2 separate regions of the Homo sapiens genome follow, and region 2 is linked to region 1. Evidence: chromatin loops called from intact Hi-C (ENCODE). Cell type or tissue: psoas muscle. All regions are shown on one strand. Each heading gives the region's core, and the rest is flanking DNA. Links, peaks and the distances in the headings are about the cores only. Region 1 has its middle 73 kb from the start of FEM1C. Region 2 has its middle 86 kb from the start of CCDC112.

Region 1 (5,384 bases), core at 253-5,252:
TCCATAAAGACCCCTGGCAGCAGGGATTCTGATTCTGTAGGCCTTGGGTGGGGCCATGGAATCTGTATTGAAACAACTCTTCCAGAGATTTGGATGAGCAATCATATCTGGGAGAAACTTTTCTGGAAAACCCACTTTCAATAGTTCAAGTTGATCCAGGTCACCAACTAGTTTTGTTGAACTTGTTTTTGTTAACTAGACTTTGCTTCCCAGCATCCCTTTTCCCTTTCTTCTGATAATAGCATGTTGATTTTCATAGGGGACACCATCTCTTTCTTCTTTTCAGTCTGTGGGGCTCCGGAGGAGGTGACCCCACCTCTGGTTACAGCAGTAGCTCATAACCCGTGGTGGCCAGTTAATAGATTCTGTCCTTTTTGAAAAAGTGATTGTTTCAAGAATAGACACATAAAACAACCTGGTTCAGTAAAACCAATCCTTGGATTTTTGCCAGATATTGCAAAAGAAATTTTCTTTTTCTTTTGAGATTGCTAATCTGGAGAGATGTAAACCATGGCCTGCTGATGGCCATCTTGCCTCCATGAGGGTGGGGCTGCTTGAGAACGGAGCCGAGATACGAGAAAATTTGAGGGGATGGGAGTGCAGAGAGAGAGAAAGTCAGATCCCTGGTAACATCATGTAAAGCCCTAAATCAATCAATGCCATGCCTAAAGCTAGATCATTACCAAAACTTTCTCTTATAGGCACCAACACATTCCCTTTTCTTCTATTTAGCCAGTTTAAGTTGGGTTTCTGTCACTTAAACCAAATATATCTTTCATAGCATTTTCAAATTGCCCTTCCACTCTAGCTCCAGATGGCCTGGGAGGAACATAAACAAAGCTCCTAAATCTCACTGCCTGAAATTATTTGAGGTCAGGAGACTGAGTCTGAGTCCTAGTGCTACCATCATTCACTAATAATGATCAGAAACAAGCAATATCGTCACCTGTAAAGCATGCACAGGGTTATTGTGATAACTAAATGGGATGAAGCATCTACATTTACTATCTCAGCGGTATGAACGTGTTAAAATGTAAATGTGGGGCTCAAGAGAAAAGCAGTGATGACATTTGGTGTCTGCTCTGTGCCAGGCACTCTGCATATTTAATCTTATTTCATCTTTACAATAGTCCTGTGAGGCAGGTTGTGGTGAGGGTTCACATTCACATATAGAGCACCTAGTATATTTCCTGGTTTGGAGAAGTTGCTCAATAAATATTAATTTCCTGTTATAACTGTGCCACCAATTTAGAGACTTTGGATAAATAATATATCCAATCTTCAGATTCCTTTGACTAGAATATGGGGGCTTGAACTAAATGGTATTTAAGGTTCCATGTAGGCTTAATTGTTTAAGACAAAATTTTTGAACATGGCACTTGGAAAAAGCGTTCCATGATCAGAAAGGCTGGGGACAGGCTGGGATCAAAGTTAAGCAAGATCTTGTCCAGGGTCATGTAGCAAATCTGTAGTCAAGCCTGAGGTGATGGTGTTCTGTATCTTGATACGGGTTTGGGTTACACAGGTGCATATGTTTGTCAAAATGAGGCACCTGTAGACTTAGTATTTGTGCATTTCATAACATGTAAATTTTACATCAAATGAAGTGTTTAGATGGAAACATATTGAAGCCTGTAATTTACTTCAAAATGCACCAAAATTAGGAAGAAGTAATGGATGGGTAGAGGGATAGCTGAATGGACAGATGCAACAAAGCACAGATAGTAAAACTATAATGATAGAATTTAGGTGGGGCTATGCCAGTGTTCACTAAAAAGTGCCCTCAACTGTGCCATATGAGATTTTTCATAATAAAATGTTAGAAAAAAATAACCTAGAGCCAAGCCTGGATTTCTGCCCAAGAGCTTCGATCAGCCCATGGCACCTGCTTCCCTCGGGGCCTCCATGAGAGGACCCATTGCCTAAGGGTATGAGTGCTCCTTCTCTGTAGGACTTCTAAGCTGAGACAGGCACACTCTTCTTTTGTGGCAATTCCCCTCCTGGGCAAACAAGGCTCACCCTTTCTCATAAAAAGGGAAGCAAGATTTCCTCTAGCTCATTCCCCTCATTTTAATGAGAGCCAAAGCTAAAGAGGCCACAGGGAACAGTTCTGAAATAATCCCTTTCTTCAGCTGTCATCGCCTCTACTCCCAGCTGCTCCCTTGGCTTCGGCAGCTCCTTTCCTCTAACAGTCATTTTAGCACCCTTGCCCCTCCCTTGGCCTCCCTCTCTCCTCTTGGCCTCGTTTCTGGGCCCAGCAAGCCGTGGAAACATCTGAGATTCCTCTTTTGCCTTCCCTCTTTTAATCTTATCTGAGACAAGTCCAGGGGTTTAAGCAGACTTCTCTAATTATGGTTTTAGTCTGTTTAATAAATTAATCAGGCACATCAAATCTGCTCCTGCTCTTAAACTCTGACTTCAGTCCATTTTTGCATAATAATAGCTCCTGTCATTTGCATTTGCTTTTCTTAATTCCAAGCCCCTTTCGTTCTCTATTCATTGCTCTATATACATTTTCACAAGCTAGATTGGCAAGTATTATTTCTGTTTCACAGATGGAGACTCTGGGAGATGTTACAAATTAAGAGTTATTGAGTTCCTACTGTGTGCACTCACTGTGCTGTCTGCTTCTATGTACACAGTCCCGCTTGAAATCCACAACCTCTTTGTGAGGTGTCTATTGTATGGGCACCACTTTTGCAAATGAGGAAACTGAGGCCCAGAGAGAATATTTTCTGAGGTACAACCACCAGATGGTAATTGCCATGAGAAGTGCAGTCCCACAGAATGTCAGAGCAGGAGGGATGTTGGTAGCTTCCTAGGCCAACTTCTATATTTTCTGGTTGAGGATATTAAGGCCTAGAGAGTTAAGTGAGCTATTTAGAAGCGAAGCTAGAATTAGAACTCAGGTCTAAATTTTCTGACTTGGCCCAATTTAGCAAATGAGAAACTCCACATAGCTCCAGACATATGGGGAAAGTTGGAGTGTTACACGCCCTCAGGGTATCTGGATGCCACTCTGTGCTGGCAGTGCACTTTTAAAATCTGGCATGAGCTGAGTTGGGTTGTCTTGAAAACTTAGCCACTCACAGCCTGTGAGGCCCTCGGGCAGCCCAGACATAACCGATGTTCCCTTGTGCAATACTCGTCTCCTGTGCCAGGAGGCTTTGAAAGCAGGAGAAGCATCAACAGTTGCAGTATAAACATGGGAATGGGGAGTGAATGGAAAAACATGGTGCATAGACCCCAGACCAGCTGGGCACCAGGGTCTGTTCCTTTACAGCTCACACCTGCCACATCTCGATTCAGTTTGATTGGGCTTGAGGGTGAATGGGGAATACAAAGCTGGATTTTTTCATTGGCCTGGGATTTGCATCACTTCCATGCCAATAGCATAAACTTGCTTGTCTGATACACTTTGCATATGGCTGTTCACACCCAAGTGTCGCAGACAGAAAGAGTCTTACTTCTGAGCTGATAGAGCTGATATTTGCTTTCCTTTCCTAACAGAGTTGAGAGTTAGGTCAGAGGTTTATTTGGTTTATTTATTTGTATATTTAGTTGCTTGTATATTTGCTAAAATTGCTTAGTCCTCTAACACCATGGGGCTCCTATCATTGAGGGGGAACCATGCCTTATAAACTGTCCTGTGGACAAGTGGCTCATAAGTCTGAATGTTGTATAACAAGGGATTCTGTCAGGCTGGACTTTAAGGTTGTTTGGACTCCCAATCAGCAGAGGACTCACCTCTCACTAGAGGTGTGACTGAAAAGAGAGAGCACTGATCCTGCCACCGTGCAACTTGGATTGGACTAGTGATGCCCACATATGGTATTTTGTAAGGTGGAATGAGTCAGACATTGGTAAATGCACTACTTCCAGACTCTTGGTATATGACCATTATTGGGCTCCATAAGGCTGGATCAGTCCCTTGGTGTTGGGATGGGATTTCCCAGAAAAGAATGGATATCCTCATGACCAGTCTTCCTAGAGCAGATTATTTCTAGACAATGTGACCATGAAGCTGAAAATCAAATTGGGGCTATTTGGGGAGTGAGGGGGGAACTATTAATAATTACTAATAATTACACTGAGACATCAAGTGTAAACTGGGACGGATGGTCATTCTCCTCTTACAGTACTAAGAGGTGAGATAAGGGAAAATACTGCCTCTCTGGGCTGGGAGGTAGAAGCCTGGAGCACTTCCCTGCCACAATGGGCCCTAGAGAAGAACAGGGACATAATGGACCCTGAGGGCAGGTCTGGGTCTTGGCACTTACTAGAAGCTACTCCCTGAATTGTACTTCTGATTCATTATCCATTATATATATTTATGAGGCATAGTCTCACTCTATTGCCCAGGCTGGAGTGCAGTGGCGCGATCACAGCTCACTGTAGCCTCAAACTCCTGGGTTCAAGCAATTCTCATGCCTCAGCCTCCCTAGTAGCTGAGATTACAGGCCTGCCACAACTCCCAGCCAATTTTTGTATTTTTAGTGGAGACGAGGTTTTACCATGTTGGCCAGGCTAGTCTCGAACCCTTGGCCTCAAGCAATCCACCCACCTTGGCCTCCCAAAGTGCTAGGATTACAGGCATGAGCCAACGCACCCGGCCAATTATGGTTCCTTAAACATTACCACCCTGCCAAATGTCCAGGTGGCAACGTTTAAGGAACCTGCACATAAAAATCAGAGATGTTTGTGATTGTGCTGGGCACAGAAGAGTCTGGGGGACTTACCTCCCGGGAGTGGGCAGGACAAGAGGCAGCAGATGACAGCAGCACCAAGACACTGGTGCAGACAAGGCAGAGCCCAGGGACCAAGTAAGAAGAGGCAGGGGGAGGGGCATGGGTAGTGGCCATGGCTGGCTTGCCAAGGACCTGAGCCATCTGTGAATGCAGCGCTGGCTCTGAGAACTTTACTCACCTTCCCAAGTCCACGTTCACTCTTTCCCACCTGAGTGACCTTAAGAGGGTTTTTCCATTGCAATCACAAGCAAAAATGTTTTTGCTTTCTGTTGCTATTGTGTTCCTTTGTGTGGCTCCTTACCTTTGGAGAGATAATGGATGTCTTCGGGAAGAAGTCTGAGCTCAGGCTTCCCATGCCCTCGCACACACCTCCAGAATGGCATTTAAGTTCTGAATTGTAATTGCTGTTGGCTTATGTCTCTCCCACTCCCTCTGCTAACAGCAACTTGAGGTTGTCACATGCCCAGTGTCCAATGCAATGCCAGGCAAAAAAGTAAATCTAATTAAATGAAGGAGCAAGATGAAAATGACACTGAGCTGGCATATACAAAGGTTAAGATATAGACTCCATGTTCTTCAAGGTCTCAAATATCCATGTGGATTCTCCAAGATAATATAAAAACTCTATTCTCTCAT
Region 2 (5,384 bases), core at 101-5,100, 89 kb after region 1:
AATAATCCTGTTTTTACATATATGTATATATCCATAAAAAGACTTCCATATTTATATGTTTTATTTTACAACTTAATTTTTTTCATTCAACTTTATGTTTCTGAAATCTATCCAGGTTGAAGTGTGTATATGGAAAGAAAGGCATTTTAATCTCACCAGTAAATTGTCTCTAAATCACTTTAAGTATTAGATTATTTGTGGAACTATTTCCTGTAGGGTGTCAATCATCCCATGGTGTGTGAATTGTTGCAAGGTTTAGTCTTGAGAAGTGAATGATACCTCCTAACTTCGTTCTTAATAGCTGGACTTGGGGGGTTGTAGAAAGGTCAGAAGGAGGACAAAAACTGTTCTATTAGGTAATTCCTACATTCTCTTTCTATTGGCTGTCCCTCTTGTTATCCTTTCTAACCCTGCTACCCCTTCTCCAACATCTCTGTTTTCTGTCTTTCATTCTCTAGTGTAGGTGAATCATCAGAACAAGTACCTGGTAATCAGTGAGGAACAGCAGGAGATTTCCACTCAGCCCTCACAAGACAATGCAAGGCCCCACAGGACAGAAGATAACGGAGTTTCAGTAGCTGAGCTCCAAACTTTAATGTCTTAAAGCTCAAACTCAGTCTGTCCCTAATGAATACATCATCTTTCCCCATGAGTTGCTGTGCCATCAATGTTCCCAACTTCAATATCCACCCCATTGCCTGGGAACTGTCCTTCACTCCTACCTTTCTCTCTACTCCCAGTAAATTATGCCCTAAGTACTACTATTCCTATCTCCTAAATATCTTCATTCTTTTATTTCTGTATCATTCCATGCCATCACCCTCACCTTGGTTACATTAACTCACTCCCAAATTATTGTAGCATGTGCTCAACTGGGCTCCCTGTGTACAAACTGTCAGAATCAAAATGGAGTCACTTGTGTTAAAAAGCAAAAACAAACACCAAACCAACACATGACAAATAGAGCTGGGGAATGTCATAAAGCTGTCTCATGCTTTTGTGCCTGATAACAAAAAAAACTATCACAGAAGATTCTGCAAAAGCTACCTTGCAAAAAGGCCACAGCATCCTTACAAAAATACTTCTATAAGGACATCTTCCCTGCAAATGCATGTCCAAACTTAGACTGACATCACCCTTGTTATTGATCTTTGTAATAGCCAAGGATAATTGTCTCAAAACAAGTATGCAATTCTCCTCATTTTTCCTTTAAAAACCTTTGTCTCCCTTTACCTTCCTGAATGCACATATAGTTTACCATGGTACATTTATTCCCATGGCAATGCCCATTCCTGAATAAATATTATTTTCTTTTAGAGAGCCTCTCTCTGATATATAGGTTGACAGCTGCTCTAGTCTTGCCCCCTCCAATCTATCTTTCACTCTGCAGGCTAGAGAAACCAAATCATAATACTCCCCACTGGCCTTGAGACAGAATCTGAACTTCTAACAAGATTTACAGTGCCTTCAAATCTCTCTTTTGCTTCTGTCTCTGGTCTCATTTCCTATCCTATTTGCCTCAAACTTCATTTATCCATCAGCATTTTTTACTTTCCCAAATATACCATGCTCGCCTCACCTCTAAGGCCTTCACAGGTGCTCTTCCCTCTGCTTAGAATACACCTTCATCCAACTTGAATCAGCTTTAATACTCCTTTCTGCAAGCACTCTGACAAAAGCCCTTTCCTCGACCAAACTTTAAACAGCTCCTCAGAGTCTTCTTTTTGACCAGGCCTCATCCTTGGGCCCTGTCCTTGGCCTGCTGAAGCCTGTTTCATCAAGCATCCTCCTAGTCAGTTTAGATTCCCCCACCCTTGATATCTCACCAACCTTGACATCTGGTCAAGTTCTTCATCTTCTCTGCTAACCTTGAGTTCTAAGTCTTTGGTCCACCTTTATCACAAGTTCTGGGATGCCAGTTTAGCAAGAATCCGCCAACACTTGATGTCCCTCTTAGTAACTTTCCATCCACAGACTGCTTACTCTGCTTGCTGGCTATAAATCCCCGGCTGTCTGCTGCATTGAGAACTGAGCTCAGTTCTATACTAAAGTCTCTTTCCCTTCCTGCAGTAGTTCTTCCTGCACACAATCTGCCTTTATTGCCTTTAACTAGTGTCTAGCTTGTTTCTTCGACAACTCCTTGATCCCTAGACTAGGCTGACACCCATCATATGCCTCCTCCACTTTCCTGGTGACTGCCATAACACTTTATTGTAACTTCTATAACTGGGGGCTTTTAAAAACTGAATTGTATGTCCTGAAAGCAAGTCTTAGGTCTTATTTACCATCGTATTCCCAGCATAGCATAGAGCTTGGCACACATAGGATACAGGCAGTATTTGTGGAATAATGGAATGAATTTCCAGTGTTCTTCACTTGCCTGTATGGAATGTTTCAGCATAACAGGCAGTTTTAACCATCAGGGGGTAGTATGTTGAGCCTATGGCATGGATGAAAAGAGTCCATCTATTTCTTAACTATTGCACAACTCTTAAAAAGTCCTTCCTGCCTCTGGCCTGCCATGGAGCAGAAGCACCAAACTGATTTTCTCCAGCAATGGCCCCAGGTAGACCTGGCAGCTGCCTACCTCATTTGCTTACTCTAGCTGGCTCTCTCATCACCAGTGCCTACAATTCATTGTTGTACTCTCTATATTTGTTTACCTGTCTCTCTGCATTTTCAGGCTGCCACAAAAAATAGACTAGACCTAAACTGATCAAATTTTGTTCTCAGGCACAAGAAGTTCTTCATTTAATGTAACCATTTCTCATTTTGCATCTGTTTCTCTGCTTAATTATTCATTAATTCGTGGAAGTAATCGACTGGTTTTGATACATTTCACACACTAATAAAGAGTTTCACATACATCTTAGGTTTGATTGGGGGCTTTCTGTTATCTTGAAACAGAAGTAGCCAATAATTTCAAATGAAGGTATCTTCATTTTCTAATGTATTTTAATAAAGTTTGGAATGTAAGTAGAGGCAAACAAGACAGTAATTACATGAAGTGAAAATTATCTTTTAGGCAAATATAATAGGTTAATATTGGTATCAAGAGACCAAAGGGACCATCTGTAAGTCCTTCACAGACCACCAGGGTTGCACTCAGTGAAACCCCTCTTCTTAATGATGCTCTGTCATGGTTTTGAAGGTTTATGGAAAAGAGAATTCTGTAACCTTTCTGGCAAACCCTCCTAGGTGTTAGAAATGCTGACTCAGGAAAACCTGCGTCTGTTAATTTTTCGCTTGAATTCTTCCTGCTGCAGGTAAAACCTAATTCTGTTTGCCTTTTTGCAGTGTGGGAGAAAAAAAGATGTTAAGATTGGATGCCTATAATCTCATCTAATGAGTAATAGATATAAGATTTGAACGAAGACCTGATTCTAAAGCATGCCTTATTTTTTTTTCTTAACCAATGAACTTCCTTGCCTAGTTAATGGGATTGTTCAGTACTACTTAGGGATTTATTTCCCTAAGTAGCTTGGATTAAAGGTAATGCCCACTATTGGCCATAAATCCTTGTGACTCTAGCTCTATTTCCAGGAGTCCAGGGCAGTAAGGCAGCCCACAGGCTGCCTTTGGAAATACTGGAAATGGAAGCAGAAGACTGTAATGCGTCATAGCCCAGTGTGCTTCCTGAGCTAGCTAGAAAACTCTGTCCCTGGGCACCCCAGGCCTTTGGTACAGTTTTACACTTTTTTTTTTTTTTTTTTTTGAGATGGATTCTCACACTATTGCTCAGGCTGGAGTGCATTAGTGCAATCTTGGCTCACTGCAACCTCCACTTCCCAGGTTCAAACAATTCTCCTACCACAACCTCCTGGGTAGCTGGGCTAATTTTTATATTTTTAGTAAGACGAGGTTTCATCCTGTTGGCTGGGCTGATCTCAAACTCCTGACTTCAAGTGATCTGCCAGCCTTGGCCTCCCAAAGTGCTGGGATTACAGGCGTGAGCCACTGCACTGGCCTACGCTTCTTATTACCATACACCACTCTGACATTTGAAAAGTGGTAAAAGTTAATCTGAGCTCAAGAATAGTAACTATCTTAGATCCTTTGTAAAATGAGGACAATAATAGTCCCCACTTCTTCATTCTAGTGAGGATCAATGCTGTATTACATATAAAGTGGTTGGAACAGAGCCCAGTAGATAGTCAGCTCTCAATAAAGCTTGCGTATGAATACTATTTTTAAATTGTTGCTTCTATTATTGTTATTGTTTGAGAGCAAAATATTTAAACACAGCTGCAGTTAATTAAGAACCTCCGTAGTGAGGTTCCTGACTGGCCAATGACTCAGCTACTAAGAGAAAGAGGAAACGCCAGTAGTTGCTGCTAAAACATGCACACCCTTACACAGGTGCCTGGAAACCCTGAGAATTTTATGCATTTACTTTAGCTTTTCCCAGAATTATATCCACTGTTTTAGAAAATTTTAACTTACTAATAAAATATTATTATACATGATTCTTGTCCCCAAAGTCTTCCTTTGAAGTACTCCTATTTATACCATATAGCTCTTAAGTTTCTCTGTTTGATGATAGCGTATTGATTATTCACATCCAGAGATTGTTTTTTATTGTGTTATATCTACTCTTGAGATTTTTAAAAATTCTTGTTTCTTTCTTCATGTTGTATAGTTTTGTTTCACATAAAGATCTATTATCTTGCATTAATGTTTCTTAAATACTGTTTTTTACACTTCTTAAAACTTAAAAACTTTTTTAAAAAATTATACTTTAAGTTCTGGGATACATGTGCAGAATGTGCAGGTTTCTTACATAGGTATACACATGCCATGGTGGTTTGCTGCACCTATCAAAAAAACTTTTAATTATATAAATGCACAAGCTGCATAAAATTATTTACTTACTATAAAAACCTCCAGAAATGTAAAAGGTCCTTATAAGCACTTGTCCATACTTTATTAGCTTCAAAATATTGAACACCTGTTTAAAGTTATAATTGTAGAAACTGTCTTATTTTAAGGTATATAACAAATAAAGCTCAGAAACACAATGGCGTTGTTATAACGTGTCACCTGACATTGTCAACAGTGGATTAATTAATAGGCGTGGTTTCTACAGGATCATTAGATAGATTTTGTATTCATTTTGATCAGATGTTCATCTCTACACAAAGTTCGAGGGGAGTGCAAATATGTCATGGGAGTATGCTACCATGCTGTACCTCCACCCCAGCCAGCCCCTACCCACTCCACCAACAGCCCTATATTTGTCGATGTGTGAACTTGCTTGAGCCGGGTGGACTAGAAAATACCTAAAGGGAGTTTATTAAGAAGAGAAATGATATGTTTCAGTTCTTGGTAGCAGTCTAGATGCTGGTGAATGTTAGGCCACCACCGTCCATATCGTGAACTCTCTG

The links. A loop is a pair of places that touch in the nucleus more often than their neighbours do. Peaks named below come from ENCODE experiments on the same cell type or tissue, not always from the same donor. Only the 100,000 strongest peaks of a DNase experiment are listed, where the experiment ranks them.
Region 2: a loop joins it to region 1, with 2.2 times the contacts of the local background. A loop is called at or near these places in 13 of 110 quality-filtered maps.

What each region holds. Positions count from the first base shown.
Region 1 is chr5:115,469,582-115,474,965 of GRCh38, reverse strand. No RefSeq gene overlaps it. Among named protein-coding and RNA genes, the nearest start is that of FEM1C, 73 kb to the left of the region's middle. In psoas muscle, for the core only: no CTCF peak of the experiment used is centred there; DNase peaks (open chromatin) are centred at 2,215 and 3,095; H3K27ac peaks cover 2,486 bases.
Region 2 is chr5:115,380,290-115,385,673 of GRCh38, reverse strand. No RefSeq gene overlaps it. Among named protein-coding and RNA genes, the nearest start is that of CCDC112, 86 kb to the right of the region's middle. In psoas muscle, for the core only: no CTCF peak of the experiment used is centred there; no DNase peak of the experiment used is centred there.